Regions from separate parts of the Homo sapiens genome. Here region 2 is linked to region 1. The links are chromatin contacts, found by Hi-C or POLR2A ChIA-PET in ENCODE. All regions are on one chromosome and are shown on one strand. The core of a region is the stretch at or near the end of the contact, and the rest is flanking DNA. Distances in the headings are between cores, read along the strand shown.

Region 1 (6,050 bases), core at 1,311-3,810:
ATGATTCCCAAATTGAGGCATTCAGCCCCAACTCCCTCCCCCAGCTTAAGGTTTGTGTAGTCATCTCCTGCTTGGATCTCCATTTGGTTGTCTTATCATTTATACTTAACGTGTCCAAACCCAAGTTCTCCATCCAGGCCACCAGTAACCACCTCCTAAAATAATTGTCATCCTTCTAAATGGCATCACCGTTTGTTTAGTTGCTTAGGCCACAAACCTAAAAAGTCATCTCCAATTCCTCTCTTTTTCATATACCCCTTCCTAATTCATCACCAGGTCCTTTGGTTCTAGTTTCAAAACTTTATCCCAAATCTGCCTACATCTCCTCCACTGCTACCATCTTAATCATCTTGGATTCACTTCCCATCCGTAGAACATTCCTCCCTCAGCAGCCAGAGGAGTCTTCTAAAAATATAAACTATAAATTAAATCCTGTCACCCCCCACTCAGCATGGTCTGTCATGTAGGATGATTCTTTTGGCTGTAAATAGCATAATTTCTTTTTTTTCCCCACTTTCTCTGTAAATAGCATAATAGCATAATTTCTTGTGTTCTCTTCAAGGGGGAAAAAGTTTGCATATTCTAGAATTTATTTACATATATTTGTATATATATATGTAAATATATATAAGTTATTCCCAGTTTACAAATAATGCTGTGATAAGGAGCATATAGCATTACTAGTTTTGCTACTTACTAGCTGTGGGACATTGGACAAGCAACTAAATTGTGTTGGCCTCATTTTACCTATCTGTAAAATGGTGATAATTATATTATAGTAACCACTTCACAGAGTTGTTGTGAAGATTGAATGAGTTAACATGTATAACATAAACTTAGTACAGAGCCTGTTCAATATGTGTGAAGTGTTTTATTTTTCTCTGGCTCCATTCTGTTTAATTAATCAGGCTATTTTTTTTTCAGTACCAAACTATTATTTTAACTTCATAATGTATTATTATTATTATTTTTTTTTCGAGACAGAGTATCGCCCAGGCTGGAGTGTGGTGGCACAATATCAGCTCACTGCATCCTCCACCTCCTGGGTTCCAGCAATTCTCCTGCCTCAGCATCCCAAATAGCTGAGATTACAGGCGCACGCCACCACGCCTGGCTAATTTTTTGTATTTTTAGTAGAGACAGGGTTTCACCATGTTGGCCAGGCTGGTCTCGAACCCCTGACCTCAAGTGATCTGCCTGCCTTGGCCTCCCAAACTGCTGGGATTACAGGCATGAGCCCCACACCCAGACCATAATGTATTTTAATATCTAGTAGAGCTTATAGAAAGTTCTTAATGTTGCTAATAATTAGTCAGTTGATCCTCTTGGACTTCCTATATATAACATCATGTCATATGCAAAAAAAAATAATAATCACTTTGTCTCTCTCCTTTTTAGTAATTATAAACCTCTTGTTTGTTTATTTACTTATTATTCACCTTTTCCAAAAATGTCTTGAGTGTTTCTGCCTGTATTTTTCTGAATGTTCTAAATATTACTATCAAATTTCACATACATAAAATATGTGGGGGTTTTTGTAATTAATATATAATTATTTGACATGCTATGTATTTGCTACATTTATTTCTAAGTCTTTTCTCTTTTTAATGCAATGGTTAATGTCTTTTTTCTCATATGGTCTTTGTATTTAAGAAAACTCTTATTTTGTGTGTGTTTGTGTGTATATATATGTGTATTTTTTAAGACATCTTAAATTTCTTATTATTTCTAATAGTCTGTTAGTTGATTCATAGAAACTATGAATATAACCATATTGTCTACAAAGAATCATCATTTTACCTTTTCTTTTTAATTTATACCTAATTCTCTTACCAAATTGCACTGGCTGAGACTTCCGAACAGTGTTAAATCGTAGTGCTGAAAGCAGCGTACAGTCTTACTTCGCCCCTAACTTTAATGGTAACGCATCTAGAGTTTCACTCACAGGCACTCTTATTTGAGATATGTTTTTATGTTATCAAGTTAGTGTCCATTTATATTTATTTTTTCACTTAGAGTTTTAAAAATTAGGACTAGAGATTAGATTTTTGTTAAAGTACTTTTCAGAAACTCCTGATGATCATATGATTCTTCTGCTCTGATCCATTCATATTGAATTTATATTTTAATATTAACCCATCCTTAAATGTGGGGGATGAATTCCCATTCGGGCCTGGTTTATTATTCTTTTAATGTACTACTGAATTTTATTTGCTAATATTTTAAGATTTTTGTATCAGTAAATAAATTAGACTGGTCTAGACTTGGGTTTTATTGCACTATCTTTTTTTTGCAGAATACATACAGGATGATTGCACTATCTTTACTAGGTTTGAGTTTCAGTGTTACTTGAGGTCTGGAGAAGAACTTAGATGCTTCCTTCTTTATGTTCTGAGAAAATCTGAATCCATCTCCAATAATAAATCCTTTCTCCAGCCAGTGCCAAAGCCCGGGTCCCCGAGCACTCCCATGACTTCCCTGCCCCTGCCCAGTGCTTCCCACAGCAGCCCTTCCACGCCCCTTCTGGCTCTTCCTCCAAGGAGGTCCCACACCCCCAGGGACAGGTTGATTCTGGGAAACTGGAATCCTTCATCTGTGTCATCACTGGGCAGGCGAGTCAACCTGGGGAACAGTTATTCCCATTATCTTTTCTCTCTTAACTATCATCTGCGCTTTTCAGTCTTCCAGTGTTTTCTTTATAAACAGCTAAAGTTACTTATTTCAGTCCAAAGATGAAATTTTTCTTGGCCAGTTTGAATATGGTTTCATCAGCTGTGTTTTAACAATTTTGACTTTGGGTTTTTCATTTTGTTTAAAATAGTACAATGGAGGTGATTAGGGCAAGATATTCACTTTCTACTCTTAAAAAAATAAAGTATGCTCTTTATTGTGGTCCTATCTCTTAAAAACAAAAAGGACTGTACCACGAATTTGGCAGACGCACCACCCTCTTTGAGGGAGGAAAGCCAAACCAAGGTTGAAGAAAGAAATGATTAAGGATTTAGAGGTTATGAGGGTTTCAAATTTCATGGCCAGGCTGTGTGTGCCTTAGAGAATGTATTCAGCTTATTTTCATAGGCCAATTATTTCACCTCCTTAAGAGCAAAACCAGCGGATTCAGATCCTCGGTTTAAGAAAGCGTATTTTTCTTTTTCTCTTCCTGTTTCTCTCTCTTCTTTTTTCTTTTCTCCTCTTCTCTTTCCTTCCTTTTCCCTCCTTTTCTCTCTCCCTCTCTATTTGCTGTCTTCTCTTTTCTTTCTTCATTTCTTTAAAGCCCCAGGAAATTAAATGCAAGGACTTAGGCCTTCAATCCTAAAATGGAAAATGAGAAACCCTCAAATGTCAGGAAATTCCAAAGATAAGGTTCCTACAACAACATTAACTTGGTTATATGTGTTTTATGGCATACACTTAATAGCTCTGGCAAGAATGCCTTAAGGCCGACATTTAACAAGAAAAGTTACTACTCTTTAAGTGTGAGCACCATCCTGAATTCACATGTATCTACATACTCAAAATGTCTTAACTGGAATTCAGATTTTTAAATTTTAGTTTAACCTGGTCATGTGACAGCTTGTAGATCTTTATGAAACCAAATAACTGCAATGACCAAAATTTCAACTTTTCAGCTGATTATTTTGGCATCATATAGATTTGGCCTTTCCTTGGAGCTTTAGTGTAAGACTTTCAGAACTTCTTGAGGACGTGAAACCTCAGTCATTATATGGCTGCCAGATCACACTGTGCTGTTATTGATTCCATAATTTCCATCTTCTATGGGACTGATACGGATCCCCACAGCTCTCTGGCTGGGCAGCAACCCTCGGCTCTCACAGGTTTAACAGTTAAAATTAACTTACCAGCCAAGCTGTGGTCCATCTCAGTCAGCAAGGCATCCCTGAGACAACTCGGAATTACCACGTCTAAAAACTGAATGTTTCAAGTCTTCAAAGGAGCGCATTGTTTGATTAAGTTGATGTTTAGAGCAAAAGCTACTCTGGAAGCTTCTGAGAAACTTGATTTAGTAAAGCCATTTATTTCAATAGAAGCTGCATTGGAAAACAGAGAGACGGTGCTTGCTCTTCCAAGGTTGCTGTTGTCCATTACAAGAGTGATTTTCATGTCATTTCTCATTGAAAGGTGGAAATCGTTGGATATTAGCCACAATGAGGGACAGAAATAGTTTTTCCTTCTGACATTTAGGGTTTAGATCCAGGATAGAGAAAAGCAGAAACCCTGTGAGTGATCCTAGTACACGGTGGAGGAGTTACCCGATAACAGAATGCAAGCTGAGAGCTAACGGAAGTCTCCTCCTGCCTAGCCGCCTGCCCTGAGCACCTGGTGGTAGGAAAGCCCTTCCTGAGTATGGCGAGCCATGGGGAAGAGCTGCCGTGGCCACTCAGGAGAGACAGGCAGAAAGACTCTGGCAGCTGGAGGAGGAGGATGGAAGTCAGCGCGTGGCATCCTTGATTTCTAACCCAGCTGGATGATGTTTTAAATGGTCGCTAGGTGCCAGGCTAGCCAAGCTTTTTTTTTTTTTAAACAGGGTCTTGCTCTGTCTCCCAGGCCGGAGTGCAGTGGTGCAATCTCAACTCACTGCAACCTCCGCCTCCTGGGCCAAGTGATTCTCCTGCCTCCGCCTCCGGAGTAGTTGCGACCACAGGCACATGCCACCACACCCAGCTAATTTTTGTATTTTTTGTAGAGGCAGGGTTTTGCTATGTTGCCCAGGCTGGTCTTGAACTCCTGGACTCAAGCCATCTGCCTGCCTCAGCCTACCAAAGTGCTAGGATTATAGGCGTGAGCCACCACACCTGGCCTGTAGCCAAGCTTTTTTAATCCATAGAGGAAAATAATCCTGGGGGAAATGGATTCAAAACAATTTACTAAAAATTAACTCAATAATACAGCTGCTTTTTTTTTTTAAATCTTGAAGTAGGGATAAATTATAAACAGTAAATGTAGCACTTAAAACCAGCTTTTAAAATATTCATTCACGGGGCCAGGCATGGTGGCTCATGCCTGTAATCCCAGGACTTTGGGAGGCCGAGGTGGGCAGATCACTTGAGGTCAGGAGTTTGAGACCAGCCTGGCTAACATGGGGAAACTCTGTCTCTACTAAAAACACAAAAATTAGCCAGGCATGGTGGCACACACCTGCAATTCCAGCTCCTCGGGAGGCTGAGGCAGGAGAATCACATGAATCCAGGAAGTGGAGGTTGCAATGAGCCGAAATCCTGCCACTGCATTCTAGCCTGGGCACAGAGCAAGACTCCATCTCAAAAAACAAAATGGTCCAGCAAGGTGGCTCACGCCTGTAATCCCAGCACTTTGGGAGGCTGAGGCAGGCGGATGACAAGGTCAAGAGATCGAGACCTTCCTGGCCAACATGGTGCAACCCCATCTCTACTAAAAATACAAAATTTAGCTGGGCATGGTGGCACGCACTTGTAGTCCCAGCTACTTGAGAGGCTGAGGCAGGAGAATCGCTTGAACCGGAAGGCAGAGGTTGCAGTGAGCTGAGATGCGCCATTGCACTCCAGCCTGGCGACAGAGCGAAAATAAATAAATAATAAAATAAAATACTCATTCACTTATTCAACCAACAAATATTTACCACGCACCTATCGAGTGTTAGACATAGGAATGTAATAATGAGCGAGATAGACGGAGACTCTGTCCTCACGGGATTTGCAGACCAGTAATAGTTGGAAGGACACAGCTGGTGTCGTGATCATAACTCCTGTCAGTGCTGTGAGGAATCCTGGTGCCATGGGAACATTCAGCAGGGATGTGTAGCCTATCAGGGAAACAGATGGGATCAAGAGGAAGTGACGCTCGGGCCAGCGGGAGGGTGGGGAGTGGACGTTCAGTTTGAGTGAACTAATAGGTGAAAGCCCTGAGACAGGAAAGACTGCATCATGTCAGAGGAACTGCAAGGCAGGAGTGTGGCCTGAGGGCCAGGAAGGGTCTGGGGTGAGGCCTGAAGGTCTTCTGGACCTATACACAAGGTGTGGATTTGGGCCTATTACCTAAGGGCAATGGAAAAA
Region 2 (5,585 bases), core at 2,827-5,326, 33 kb after region 1:
TGTGCTACCACATAGAAAGAGTTTCCTACATGAGAAGAACTCACATTTGCAATTTTCTTCCTTGTTCTTTTCTTCTAGTGACAGATGAGAACAGTGAGTCTGACAGTGACACAGAGGAGAAGCTGAAAGGTGAGGAGAGCCACTACTGTGCAGGACTCAGGCAGGTGACTTGGAAGCTGCAAAGGTGGCCCCTCCTCCTTAGTATGAGGGACAGAAGCGTCCTGCCGGAGCTTGCTTGGCAAGGCGTGGACATCTCGGGAGACAGTGGGGCCACAGGGTGCTCCAGAGCCGGTCCGTCATGGGCATGATCAAAATGGCACTACAGTTGCTGAGAGCCAGGGTGGCTGCAGTAACGGCAGCGACCCCTGCTCCCATGCCTCTCCCTATGTCCTGAGGGTTTTCCACACTTCAAGGCTTGACACTGCAGCCCTAAGCCTCCAGAGACCTGGAGCTTCTGCCCACTTCTGCTCAAATTACTGTGTGATCTGGAGGAAATCACTTAAGATCCAGGGCCTCTAGTTCATCTGTCTGATGAAGTTGTTGAAATAATTGGTCCCTATGGGTCTAAAATTAAATAGTCTAGGCCAAGGCTTTAGTGAGTTTTCTGCAATTTTTCAGACCCCAGGGAGAAGCCAAAGAAAGCAAGTCCAGGGGCCGGGCTTGGTGGCTCACGCCTGTAATCCCAGCACTTTAGGAGGCCGAGGCGGGTGGATCACAAGGTCGGGAGTTCAAGACCAGCCTGGCCAACATAGTGAAACCTCGTCTCTACTAAAAATATGAAAAATTAGCCAGGTGTGGTGGCAGGCGCCTGTAATCCCAGATACTCAGGAGGCTGAGGGAGGAGTATCACTTGAACCCGGGAGGCGGAGGTTGCAGTGAGCTGAGATTGCGCCATTGCACTCCAGCCTGGGCAACAGAGTGAGACTCTATCTCAAAAAAAAGAAAGCAAGTCCAGATTGCTGAACGAGGTGACAGGGACCTGTCCACTCAGTGACCCTGCTGCATTCACCTCTGACACCCAGCTGCTCCCGGACTCACCTCTAGAATGAAGCAAGGCCATTTCATTGCAGAGTTAGTGGCAGGAGGGGAGGTGGACAGGAGTTCCTGAGTTAGTGGGATCTCTGCCAGTTGAGTCACAAGGGATGTTTACAAAGCTCCCAGCTCCAAAAGCCCTATAGTCTGGATTCTGTCACATCACACCAACCAAAAGACGAGGGAAATGGGTGAGGGGAGGAGTCACTGTCCCCATCTCATCAGACAGATGAAGGCAAGGACATCTTCAGCCTCTGCCCAGAGTCCAGACAGCAAAACCATGGCAGAGCAGAGCCAGGCTCCTGCACCCTGATTGGTTTGGTAGCCAACTGAATGTTGGTTCTCCCAGAACTTTGGCAGAGATCCCAAATAAAGAGTTTCCTACTAATTTGTTAGACACAGAAACACTTTGGGGATTAGAAAAAAGTACTTGAGCTGATAATTACATAACCTATTGCAGCTCGGCACAATTCCACATGGACTCATGGTCATTTCAGGCTCTTTGCTCACTCTGTCTCTCTCTCTCTCTCTCTCTCTCTCTCTCTCTCTCTCTCTTTCTCTCTTTCTCTCTCCCTCCCTCACCCAGCTCACAGCCAGCGCCTGGTCAACGTGAAGTCCCGGCTGAAGCAGGCGCCTCGGTACCCATCACTTGCCCGGGAACTCATCGAGTACCAGGAGAGGCAGCTCTTCGAGTACTTTGTGGTTGTGTCTTTGCACAAGAAGCAGGCCGGGGCTGCCTACGTGCCAGAACTCACCCAACAGTTCCCTCTGAAGGTAACAGGGTGGCCAGGTCCCTGTGGCCTGCCAGGGTTCTAACCATCACCTTGTTGGGACTCATGAATTGAGGGAGGTGTGGGAGTCTGAGGAACACCTAGCATCTAGAATCTTGAAAATGGGTCCTAATTAGGGTATATCAGATGAAAAAAAAATGCTGCTGCTAGAGAATTTGGGAGGTCCCAGAAAGGAGAGATTCAGGGACTTAAAAAGTTTGGCCAGACAAATACAAAAATTAGCCATGCATGGTGGCGCACACCTGCAGTCCCAGCTACTCAGGCTGAGACAGGAGAATCGCTTGAACCCAGGAGATGGAGGTTGCAGTGAGCCAAGATCACGCCACTGCACTCCGGCCTGGGCGACAGAGCAAAACTCCGTCTCAAAAAAAAAAAAAAAAAAAATAGTATGGCCAGAAATGCTTTCTCACTTGCTGTGGTCCCTGTGCTGACCGTGCCATCCTCTTTGCCCTTTCCTTCCATCTCCTTATCCAGCCAGCCACATCTCTTCCTAACCTAGCCTAGAAGTCTCTTTCCCCTGAAGCCCCAAGTCTCCCTAAGCAGCATCATACTTGTGTCTATGCTGAACTTCTGCTTTGCTTGTGTGCTGTGCATCTTTGTGTATGTCCCTTCCTTTTGTTACAGGCAGGGGATCTCAATCCAGACCTCTAGAGAGGGTTCTTGGATCTCACACAAGAAAGAATTCAGGGCGAGTCAGCAGGGTAAAATGAAAGCAAATTTATTAAGAATGTAAAGGAGGCCAGGCGCGGTGACTCACACCTGTAATCCCAGTACTTTGGGAGGCCGAAGTGGGCGGATCACTTGAGGTCAGGAGTTTGAGACCAGCCTGGCCAACATGGCAAAACCCACTCTCTACTAAAAATACAAAAATTAGCTGGGCGTGGTGGCAGGCGCCTATAATCCCAGCTACTCAGGAGGCTGAGGCTGTAGAATCGCTTGAACTCAGGAGGCAGAGCTTGCAGTGAGCAGAGATTGCAAAAAGTAAAGGAATGAAAGAATGGCTACTCCATAGACAGAACAGCCCTGAGGGCTGCTGGTTGCCCATTTTTGTGGTTATTTCTTGATTATATGCTAAACAAGGGGTGGATTATTCATGCCTCCCCTTTTTAGATCATATGGGATAATTTCCTAATGTTGCCATGGCGTCTGTAAACTGTCATGATGCTGGTGGGAGTGTAGCAGTGAGGACTACCAGAGGTCACTCTCATCACCATCTTGGTTTTGGTGGGTTTTGGCCGGCTTCTTTACTGCAACCTGTTTTATCAGCAAGGTCTTTATGACGTGTATTTTGTGCCGACCTCCTGTCTCTGCTTTAACCATCTGGGAATGCAGCCCAGTAGGTTTCAGCCTCATTTTACCCAGCCCCTACTCAGGATGGACTCGCTGTGGTTCACACACCTGGGACACTTTTATGTCATGGACCATGGCCGTATGAATTCAGCTTTACCATATGTTAAATCATGGCACCTAAAATAAAATAAATAAAATGGCACTTAATATAGCCTGAAGCAACATGGCAATAATTTATAAATTATTCTTAGGCTTTGACATCAGTATTAAAGAGGTTCCACCATATTCTAATTCAGTTCAACCAGAATTTACTAAGAATATATTGCATTCAAGCAATTTTCTGCTTGGCCCTAGGGGATTACAGTGATAAACAAAATGTGTCTCCTGTCCTCAAGGAATTTAAACTCTCCCAGGAGGACATAAAATAACCATCTCCCCCCACCCCCAGAAAAGCATGCAAAGATTCACCAGGTAGAATCTGATGGTCTCTGGACAGACTCATGCCTCAGGGAGGGCAGAAGGGAGGGAGCTTCTGTCCTTGCCCACTCAGGGACTCCCTTTGCCATCACCACCCAGGCATAACCCCAGCATCTACCAAGGCCCAGATCCTGCTGTCCCCAGGCCTCCCCTCCTTTTGTAGGCCAGCCTTCCTTCCATCCTGCCCACTGTGCTCTAACACCACAATCAAGTCCTATTTTTGGAGTTTAGGATAGCAATTATGTAGATTGAAGTAAACCATAGGCACCGGCCTTCCAAAGGTGACACTCACCTTCCTCTAGCTATCACACCTCTAAGGAATGAGCTCCTGACACCCCACTACTACAGGTATGCCCAGATTTTTTTTTGCCGGGGGCTGCCCATGGGTAAGAGAGGCCACTGGGTATGCTCACACTGACTCACAACAGAGATCACTGAGGCGTGAAGGGCTGTCCTGCTATCCTGTTCATTGCCTTGGGGCCTAGCACAATGCTGTTCACGTGGCAATGCTTAATCAGTGTTGTAGGAATCAAGGAAGCATTAATTCATGAGTTAGTTAATTAATGACTCACCATAATGATCAAATGATTATTGTTTCCAGCCTGGAGTCACCCACATTAAATTTTTTTTCTAGAGTAAAGTTGCACATTCACTGTTTAAAAGGAAACTGATCCAGAAATGTATTAGGAAAGAAATCACTAGTAATCCCACCACACAGAGACCGTCACTGTTAACATTTTCTTTTTCTTCCAGTCTTTTCTAATGGTGTAATGTTCTTACAAAACTGGAATTATACACTGCAGAATTTTTGTATCGTGCTGCGTGTACTCTTTTGTAAACCTCTCATTATTTATAAGCATATTTAATAAAAATTCTAAAACATCATTTTTCAAGTTATACAATGTTCCAATATGTGAGTATTCCCTAGTCTATTTTTCTATGTAACCAGTCCCCTTCTGTTAGAAATGTATCTGGCTACCAGTGTTTCTGTGTGTGTGTGTGTATTTTTTTTTTTTTTTTTGACACAGTCTCACTCTATTGCCTGAGCTAGAGTGCAGTGGTGCAATCTTGGCTCACTGAAGCCTCCACCTCCCGGGTACAAGCAGTTGTCCTGCATCAGCCTCCCGAGTAGCTGGGATTACAGGCATGCACCACCATGCCCAACTAATTTTTGTATTTTTAGTAGAGATGGGGTTTCACCATAATGGTCAGACTGGTCTCAAACTCTTGACCTCAAATGATCCGCCCACTTCAGCCTCCCAAAGTCCTGTGATTACAGGCATGAGCCACTATGCCCTGCCTGTGTGTGTATTTTTGAGACAGGATCTCTGTCTTGCTGTTGTCATCCAGGATGGCATGGAGTGGCACGATCACAGCTCACTGCAGCCTCAACCTCCTGGGCTCAAGTGAGCCTTCCCGCCTCATCTTCCCAAGTAACTGGGACTACAGGCGCATGCAACCATGCCCAGCTTATTTATTTATTTATTTTTCGTAGAGACGAGGTCTTCCTCTGTTGCCCAGGCTGGCCTCGAATTCCTGAGCTCAAGCGATCTCCCTACCTCGGCCTTCCAAAGTGCTGGGATCCACTGTGCCTGGCTTTTTTTTTTTTTTTTTTTTTTTTTTTTAATGCAATGGTGATCATCCTTGTACAGGCATTTTTACATGTCAGGCATTTTATCTCCTTGTCTTTGCTCCCTTGCTCCCTCTGTAGAAAGGCCCTTTTCCTCCTTCTCTCTCTTCTCTTTTTAAACTTTTTTTGTGGGTTTTATCCCTCACTTCTGTCAAGTCACCTGAATCAAGGCACAGCCCCTATTTGCATGCTAATGTTCCATTAAAATGTTTCCTATCCCATATTTATCTTTGACAGTTCAGGGAGACTGGGCTGTTTTCCAGCCATCTGTGATTAGTTGTATTTGTGGGAAATTTCCGTGTGCAGCTTCCTGTAACTGTGCTCCTGTGCATATATGAGCCTGTGTATGTATGCGCTGATAACTC

Evidence for each region. A loop is a pair of places that touch in the nucleus more often than their neighbours do. ChIA-PET counts read pairs that join two places held with the same protein, here RNA polymerase II (POLR2A). Pooled maps may share reads with other maps.
Region 2: a loop to region 1 is called in a map with no recorded cell type, with 1.9 times the contacts of the local background. The contact joins two enhancer-like sites. A Hi-C loop is called at or near these places in 2 of 168 maps with a recorded cell type or tissue (IMR-90 and PC-3), 1 of 37 single-sample maps with no recorded cell type and 4 of 50 pooled maps. POLR2A ChIA-PET finds 5 or more read pairs at or near these places in 4 of 52 experiments (AG04450, BJ, HepG2 and 1 more).

Annotation. Positions count from the first base shown.
Region 1 is chr7:140,594,257-140,600,306 of GRCh38, reverse strand. All of the region lies in intron 3 of DENND2A (DENN domain containing 2A), which reads left to right. Among named protein-coding and RNA genes, the nearest start is that of DENND2A, 44 kb to the left of the region's middle. RefSeq lists enhancers at 5,684-5,978, 5,916-6,050. Within about 2 kb of position 2,560, at least 4 of the 41 ENCODE cell types and tissues checked have a DNase peak (open chromatin) inside an H3K27ac peak, as active enhancers do.
Region 2 is chr7:140,563,307-140,568,891 of GRCh38, reverse strand. DENND2A (DENN domain containing 2A) reads left to right here. Exons shown (of 20, transcript NM_015689.5): 8 at 79-129; 9 at 1,619-1,806. Among named protein-coding and RNA genes, the nearest start is that of DENND2A, 75 kb to the left of the region's middle. Within about 2 kb of position 4,076, at least 2 of the 41 ENCODE cell types and tissues checked have a DNase peak (open chromatin) inside an H3K27ac peak, as active enhancers do.